Regions from separate parts of the Homo sapiens genome. Here region 2 is linked to region 1. A link is an interaction called in ENCODE POLR2A ChIA-PET data of the cell type or tissue named here. Cell type or tissue: MCF 10A. All regions are shown on one strand. Each heading gives the region's core, and the rest is flanking DNA. Links, peaks and the distances in the headings are about the cores only. Region 1 overlaps UBE2E1 (ubiquitin conjugating enzyme E2 E1). Region 2 has its middle 11 kb from the start of RPL15.

Region 1 (4,395 bases), core at 99-4,098:
CATGAGACTTTAGATCTCTCCACTGAGTAGTGAGCCTGGAAGTCAGGGTTTGAGAGTTTGTTCTGTCATTCTCCCTGACTTGTAATTTGAAAACTTGGCAGTGTTTTGGTGACCTAACCATGGGCTGATGAAGGAGTGACTTTTAAAAAATAGTGTGGAGGTCTTAAGTGGCAAGGTGCCTCTGCAAGATTGTTCTCATTTTTATAGGTTTGGTTTGATTGTACAGCTTCTCAGGAGGCCTGACTGACCCTCACTGATTAGCCCTGTGCGGTTTTCCTGGAACCTGACATCTACTCTGCCCACTTGGGACGGGCCCTTCCTTAATACTGCGCCCCACCTCAATCCTCTAGGCTCTCTGATCCTCATTCACGTTTTGGCCTCACGTGCTCAAGCCAGGATACTTGCTTTTGGTAATTTGCATTTTTATATTTTGCTAGATATCCCTGGTGTACATGAATATATTTGGGGGTAAAGACACAGGTATCAAATAGAAAATACTCTGCTTTTGTTGTGAGTGAATTACAGAGAGGGGGATTTTTTTCACTAGACATACTTTGTTTATTTTAAACAAGTTAAGAATTTATTTGGAAGTTCTGGAAAAGAGATGATAGGTGTAGAAAAATGAAAGGTGGGAAGCTACAAATAGTAATTTTACCTATAAATTAACATCAGGGCTTTTGTTTTGTTTTTGCAATGAATTTAGCTCCTTGATAATCTTGCTGAAAGAGTAGCTATTAGTGTTAAAGCAGACCTAAAGTTAATAGAAAAAGGTAAAAAAATGGAGAGGGACAGTGTATCCAGGAAAGAGAATGGGGAAAATTGATGTTAGTGGGACCCTATAGAGGCTGTTCTGTGAAGTATATTGATTTGGAAGGTAGGTGTTGCCCATAGAATTGGAAGGGGCACATTCACCAGGAGTAGGAGTGAAAAAGAAGCCTGAATTGGCAGACTAACAGGCTGCTAACTGCATGTTGGAAAGTGGTTTCTAAACCGTGGGTAGAGGAAAGCCCCCATTGCAAGTGGTCTGAACAAGAATGACTCTCTGGAAATAGGTATGAGTTACTCCTGCAAATCTCTTGCCAGTTTTTTGGAAATGCAAATGCTGTCTGTCAAGATGAAGTTGATAAAGCTTTTTGGTATTAACGCTTCTTAGGTATTAAAGAAACAACTACCTTTTTTTGTGACTATTTTATAGTGGGAGTTGGGTTGGCAAGGAGGACTGAAGTCAATATGTATTTTTATATGCGTTGTGCTCCGGGGAGGAAATTTTTGCCTACGTGTGTAGGTCTTAAAATACAGTTATTTGAAAAGATTCAGGTAAAGAATCAGGAAACCAATTTTCCAAACTTTGAGTCTAATGTACAGTCATGAGTCAAACAGCGGGAGTATGAATGTCTCAGAAATGAAACGCTTTTTGATAGTAGAATTTAGCAGGACACAAATACGTGTCAATTGAGATTGTGAACAAACCCCTTTCTAAAGTTGACAGATACGTAGGGACAGGAAATGTCCTCCAGTAGGAAGGTTTATAGAACCTCCCCCAGTCGTCGTCCTTAAAACCTGTTCCTCATTACATATAGCTCGTCCGTCCTCCTACCCGCAGAAAACCTTTGGAAAGGAAAACGTATCCTTTGTGAATTAGATTGCTCTGTGTGTGTGTTTAAAATTTTTTTAACTACAGTGCTGCCTCGGTGAGATTTTTAAGTTGTAACATAGCCCCATTGGGCTTTATATGATAGGAGGAGGAAAGGTTATAAAATTAGGCACCGTTTAGAAGGTGGAAGAAGCTTAGAGGCCCTAAACTGTCGTATTAATTGATGCTCTAAGTGCCTAGGTAAGCAAAAGACAAAGGCCAGGGCTTGGTGTGAACTGCCTGGTGGCTTCGGCCTATGAGTGGGGGATGGGGCCCTTTGTGAAGTCGAGGGTTGGTGCGGAGGGAGAAAACTGCAGGTCTCCAGTCTATCCCCAGTGTGAGCTAGAGAGCGGACCATGAAGGAAGTGGGCAGACCCCGGGAAGTTAGAGGACGCCCGGGGAAAAGCAGGTCCGGGGAGGTGGGCCGAGAGTCCCGGCCAGCGTGCGGGGCGGAGGCAGGGTCCGGTGCACCTGTGCGGCCGCGGGCCGGCCACTTGGGGTCTGTGGTGCCCGAGTGGCGGGCGGGGGTGTTCGCGCCCTGCTTTCGCGCGCGGTCTCGGGCCAAGGTTCTGGGCGCCGGGAGAGGAGAGCTGGGGCGGCGCGGAGCAGCCCCCGTGCGGGCACCCTGTTCCCCTCCCCCGCCCGCAACTTCACCGGCGCGGCGCGAGCCGTCGGGGGCGCGCGCGGGGTGGGGGCGGCGTGGCCGGGCGGTGGCAGCCCACCGCTGGGGAGCGACCTGCGGTCTGGGCCTCCCGGGCACCCCGCCACGGCTGGCAGGTCACTCGGGCCCGAGGGGCCTCGTGGGGAGCGGCCATGTTGGCTTCGTCACTGAGGACTCCGGGCGGGTCGGGTGTTGAGCGAGGCCTCGGACCTTCGGCCTGTCGGGGGCGCCCTGCCGGGGTGGGCATGGGGGCATCTGAGGGGTGAAAGGGGCAAGGGAGGCTGGAGGCTGGCGTCCTTCCCACGCACCGATGGCTGTGATCTCTCCGTGCTGGGGAGAGGTGCAGGGGAGGGACTGAGGAAACCGGTCGGCAAGTGAGAAACTTTAAAATTAGGTCCTACATGGAAAACACCGAGGAATAGAACTGCCCTGGTGTGCGAGGCAAGGTTGGAAGCCAAACTTTGCAGATGAGAACAGGAGATTCCAGGCTGCCTCACTTCCTCCGTGAAAAGTTTTTTTCCTAAACTAGGGACCTGAAGTTCTTGATGTGTAGTTCCTCTTTGCCCAGTAGAATCCAGTGATCGCGCTTAGGTTTATCTGCAGACCTGCACGCTACAGGTGGGAGGCTTCCGCGCCTTAATGCTTCTTGTGTTTGTCTTTCCCATTTCTCCCACTCCAGAATTCAGAAGGAGCTGGCGGACATCACTTTAGACCCTCCACCTAATTGCAGGTGAGTTGCTTTTCGGATTTTTTCCATTTTTAAAATTCTTCTAACCTTTGTCTTGGGTTTTTCTTTTTATTATATACTTTTTCTTTGATTCTTTGGCTAATGCTTGTTATGGCACTAACATCACGTAACAGCTGAAATTTATTAACCTGAGTATAATGTTTTGATGAGCCTCTGACAAGCTCAGTACTGTTGAGAAGAAGTAATGGATTTATTTGGAGTGGATTTTTACATATATGAAACAAAACTAAAGTAAATTTAAAGGTGTCTCCTTGCCTAATCATGGGTCTTTGATATGCCATTAAAGATGATGTAAAACCTTTCAGATGCGAAGGACATTTTGGTTTGGAAAACTGCTTTGCTACAGTAATCTCTTATTCAATCTCTGCTAAGCTAAGAGAACATTAGAGTTAAACACTGGATCTTCAAACTTACTCCATAGCATATAGATTTTTTATTAGACTTTTGGCAGAGCAATTCAGGAAACAATTTCTGGCTTTGATAAAGGTTTTCTTTTAAATTGTAGAGTTAAACTTTCATGGGGTGTTTTTTTCACTTGCTTTATTCAGACTGTATACATATGTGTGTTTCAGTTTCAAAACAAATTGAAACCAGCTTTCTAAGGGTTTGTTGATCACAGCTTTATTTAGAGAAGCCATTTTGCTACTGTTGAGTCAAGGTGGAAGACTTGATGACTTTACTAGATCAACAATGAAGTGAGGGTAACTTACAACTATGTATTAGAATAGAACCATTTATTTAAGGGAGGTCCTGTAACTCCCATACTTTAAAAATTAAGTATAACATTTAACCTAGTTCTCAAGATCGGCGTTGGAAAGGGATGTGAGATTTCAGAAATACTCTAAACTTATTGGTAGGAGTAGAAGTTACTGACAAAGTATTCAGCGGCTATACACAATTTTTAAGATGAGTGTGTGGGAATAGGTTGAAAAGCTAAATGAAGTATTTTGTTTAGTAACAGTGAACTTTGGAAACTAATTAGTGGATTAAATACAAAACTATTGCCGTTTTGGTTACATTCATTCTTAATGTTGATTAGGTGTGGGATGCTCTTCCGTGAAACTTTGTCCTGTTTTGTAAGGAAAGTCATTTTGAGTTTGAAATGCTCTTAAACTATAGTTTATAATTGGAACACTTAATCATTCTGGGGAATTCTTTCCTGGCTAATAATCTCTCAAGATGGTTGAGAAGTGGAAAAACCATAAGACTTAGGCCTAACTCATTATTTTGATGGTGGTGGTTCACGTGGAAGCCTGTAGCTTCCCTTGGTTGTTTGTGTGGAATCCATGTACATTCCCCAAGGTGGTTCTGTGCTGTCTAGTTATTGCTCCTGCTTGGTATTGTGTGTCTCCT
Region 2 (4,395 bases), core at 280-4,279, 120 kb after region 1:
AGGCACCCGCCACCACGCCCAGCTAATTTTTGTGTTTTTAGTAGAGACAGGGTTTCGCCGTGTTGGCCAGGCTGGTCTCAAACGCCTGACCTTAGGTGATCCACCTGCCTTGGACTCCCAAAGTGCTGGGATTATAGGTATGAGCCATGGCGCCCGGCCATAGTACTGACTTAGACCCTTGAAATTCTTCTTTATTTCTTCTTCTTTCTTCTTCCTCCTCCTCCTTCCTCCTCCTCCTCTTGCTCCTCGTCCTCCTCTTCTCTCTTTTTTCTCTTCTTCCTCTTTCTCTCCTTCTCTTTCCTCTTCCTCTTCTTCCTCTTCTTTTTTTTTGTGTCATTCTCTAGTAGATGAAGATGAGGCATATGAAGTCTAGTTTTACCGTAAAAAGTTTGATGTATAGATTTCATATGAGAATAGTATTTGTTGCTATAGATATTTTAATTGTATAATTACCACTTCCTTTGTCAGGGCGATTTTAGGTTTTTAGAAGTTTTTGATAAGAGTTTTATCCCAATGGTACAAACTGTAGAAGAATGAACTGCTACAACACCTTTTCTAAGAAAAAAGGTTTTGGTCGAAAAAGACCTTTAGTTTTCCATTTGCTGCAATTTGGCTGCATCTTTTGCCAAACTGTTGGACCTTTGAAATCAGTTTTATAAATATTCATCATTCAGAGAAGAAACAATTCTTTGGATTTGTCCTAGAAGGATCAAGCTGGCCTGAAATACCAATAGGGGGTGACATGCACCAACAAGCTACACTTTGACCATCAGCTGCCCCAAACAGGATGAAATCCATGTCGCAGTTTTTAACCAAGCAACACTCTCCACAGCCCCAACATCATTCCAGTTCAGCCTTGGGAAGGCTGACTAGACATTTAGCTTCTCCATCGATTTTAGTTATTCTTATTAATGATGCAGTGAACATCATCACTATACATATAGTTTTCAACCTATTTTTATATAAGAAAAATAAACTGAAAATAAAGCCTTTTAGTATAAAATGCTGCTCAAGTTTTCTTTAGAAAAAGAAGAATCTGCTGCAAGGCTGAGTGCAGTGGCTCACGTCTGTAATCCCAGCACTTTGGGAGGCCAAGGTGGGAGGATCCCTTGAGGCCAGGAGTTCGAGACCAGTCCAGTCAACATAGTGAGGCCCCCATCTCTATATTTCTTAGTTGAGGAAAGAAAAAAAAACCTACTGCGAAGGTGCTATAGTTGGCTTGTGACATTAAACCTCATAATCAAAGCATTCAAACTTAACGAAATGCTGTAGCTGGAATGCACACTTCAGCTCACTCTGAAATCCTGGCAAACGGCAACTCACTCCTCCAAAACTGATGAAAGCATTTGATTTAATTGGCATGCTGTGAACATCTGAACTCATTTATTGGCAATTCTCATTGTCATTTGGAGAGAAGTTCATTATTTGGCAGTCCTAGTTAGTTAGAGACATTAACTGATGGATGATGTAATTATCAGTCATCAAATCACGAAACTTGTTTCTATGAGAGTGTAAACATACTATTTAGCTTCCCGAGGTTGATTATTAACTAAGCTAGGATGTTTTGCTTATCAAAAAGAAAGATTCAAAAAATGATCATCCAAGGCTGGGCATGGTGGCTCATACCTGTAATCCTAGAAATTTGGGAGGCCAAAGTGGGAGGACTGCTTGAGCCCAGGAGTTCCAGACCAGCCTGGGCAACATGGTGAGATCCTGTCTCTACAAAAGATTAAACAATTAGCCTGGTCTGGTGGTGCATGCCAGTAGTACCAGATATGCAGGAGGCTGAGGTGGAAGAATTGCTTGAGCCTGGGAAGTCGAAGCTACAGTGAGCCATGTTGGTGCCACTGCACTCCAGCCTAGGTAACAAAACAAGACACACTCTCTCTCCTCTCTCTCTCTACACACCACACACACACACACACACACACACACATACACACACACACAGTTCATCTGAGCCAGGAATGGTAGCCCACACCTGTAGTCTCAGCTACTCAAGAGGCTGAGGCAGGAGAACCCAGGAGGCAGAGGTTGCAGTGAGGCAAGATTGCACCACTGCACTCCAGCCTGGGCAACAGAGCAAGACTCTGTCTCAAAAATAAATAAATAAATAAATAAATAAATAAATAAATAAATAAATGTTATCATTTGAATACCATTAGTGCTTAGTAACTCTCCAATCCCCCATAACTCTTTGGTGAACTGACATTAAGTTTCTAAATATATAAAATGTAATTTACATTCTTAATTCTGATATGTGTCATGTTTGGCTTGTACAGAAAAATAAAGATCCTGTTGCATCTTGAAAAAAATGTTCATACTAATTTTTTTCCTAGAAACACTGTAATTTCAGATAATGCCATATGTGGAAGCTGACTCCAAGTCAAGATTTGTTTGCTAGTTTTTCATTACTGAAGTGCTTTTAGGAGAAACCGACAAGGGCATGAGGAAGTCAGACCAAAAAAACAGAAGCCTCAAAGTATGATTTAGGCTTAAAAAAAAAAAAAAAAAAAAGGCCGGGCGCTGTGACTCACACCTGTAATCCTAGCACTTTGGGAGGCCGAGAAGGGTGGATTGCCTGAGCTCAGGAGTACAAGACCTGCCTAGGCAACACGGTGAAGCCCCGTTTCTAATAAAATACAAAAAATTAGCCAGGTGTGGCGGTGTGCGCTGAGCCTGTAGTCCCAGCCACTTGGTAGGCTGAAGCAGGAGAATTGCTAGAACCCAGGAGGCAGAGGTTGCAGTGAACCGAGATCGTGCCACTGCGCTCCAGCCTGGGCGACAGAGCGAGACTCCATCTCTTTAAAAAAAAAAAAAAGAAAAGAAAAGAAAAGAAAATATATTTAAAACAAAAATTAAAATTAACTGTAAAAACCATGTTTTGTGCCAGGCGTGGTGGCTCATGCCTGTAATCCCAGCACTTTGGGAGGCTGAGAGGGGCAGACCACTTGAGGTCAGGAGTTCGAGACCAGCCCGGTCAACGTGGTAAAACCTCGTCTCTACTAAAAGTACAAAAAAATTAGCAGGGCATGGTGGCAGGCGCCTGTAATCCCAGCTACTCTGGAGGCCGACGTAGGAGAATGGCTTGAACCCAGGAGGCAGAGGTTGCAGTGAGCCGAGATTACACCACTGCATTCCAGCTTGGGCCACAGAGCAAGATTCCATCTCAAAAAATAAATAAATAAAATAAAAATAAAAACCATGTTTTGGACTACCTGAAAAAATTTGTTTATTTATTTATTTATTTTTGAGACAGGGTCTCGCTCTGTCACCCAGGCTGGAGAGCAGTGGCGTGATCTTAGCTCACTGCAACCTCTGCGTCTCCGGCTCAAGCGATCCTCCCACCTCAGCCTCCTGAGTAGTAGGGACTAGAGTTATGTGCCACCAGACCAGGCTAATTTTTTTTGTTGTTGTTGTTTTTGTTTTTGTAGAGAAAGGGTCTCCCCATGTTGCCCAGGCTGTTATCAAACTCCTGGACTCAAGTGATCCTCCTGCCTCAGCCTCTCAAAGTGCTGGGATTACAGACATGAGCCCCTGCACCCAACCTCTATGTTTCAATGTACTTAAAATTTGTGGGATGCCCAGACTTCTTTAACATAATACTAGCACATAAGAGATATTTTATTTTTGAATTACAGGAAATTTGGAAAATCTAGACAATAAAAAATTACCTGAATCCCATTACTCAGAGAGAACCATGTTATCATTTTGGTTTATTTTCTTCCAGTCTTTGTTTTTTTTAATTGGAAAAAATGATAGAATTTCTAGTTTTCATAATGATGGAATAAGTAATTGGTGGAATGGATAATCTGGACAAACACTCCAGGGACAACTAGAAAGGCAGGTCAAATTATAAGTACATAGAATATGTCATATATATTGAGTCTACTTAAAGGCATTGGAGAGCTAATAAGCAATGAAGAATTACAGAACCCAGATCTGGAAGAACATGGGGAATCCAGAGAGAGTGTCACATTGAGAGCTGCTTCATCCTGGGGGGTATTTGCTGATTCTAGAAGGGGTGGCTGAGTGCGTGAGAGGCTGAGCAACACCCTGACAGCCATGGCGGGCTAAAGGGATAAAGATGTAGTGGAATAAGCAGTGCAGGGGGAGGGTCCTGCTAAGCCCAGCACTTTGGGTTGGATTCCCTGCAATTCGTTCTCCCAAATGCAGCAAGGATGATGTGTCTGAAGCTAGTTACATCATGGCAGTGTTTTGCTTGAAACCCTCCATTGATTTTGAACCTCAGAATAAAAGATAAATAAGCCGCCAAAAAAAAGGACAAAAAATCTACACTATACAAACAGTTTTCAATCTTATTTTGGGGTTGAAAGGACCCACCATTCCCTTTTTATAATAGGAATTTACAATGCCCTCTTTACTATTATGAAA

What was found. Peaks named below come from ENCODE experiments on the same cell type or tissue, not always from the same donor. Only the 100,000 strongest peaks of a DNase experiment are listed, where the experiment ranks them.
Region 2: POLR2A ChIA-PET joins it to region 1 with 6 read pairs; 24 of 35 experiments call an interaction of 5 or more read pairs at or near these places.

The regions. Positions count from the first base shown.
Region 1 is chr3:23,808,487-23,812,881 of GRCh38, forward strand. It overlaps UBE2E1 (ubiquitin conjugating enzyme E2 E1), which reads left to right. Exons shown (of 6, transcript NM_003341.5): 3 at 2,974-3,024. Among named protein-coding and RNA genes, the nearest start is that of UBE2E1-AS1, 3.8 kb to the left of the region's middle. RefSeq lists an enhancer at 1,577-1,636 and a silencer at 2,107-2,426. In MCF 10A, for the core only: no CTCF peak of the experiment used is centred there; no DNase peak of the experiment used is centred there.
Region 2 is chr3:23,926,193-23,930,587 of GRCh38, forward strand. It overlaps a transcript of NKIRAS1 not described here. Among named protein-coding and RNA genes, the nearest start is that of RPL15, 11 kb to the left of the region's middle. In MCF 10A, for the core only: no CTCF peak of the experiment used is centred there; a DNase peak (open chromatin) is centred at 2,559.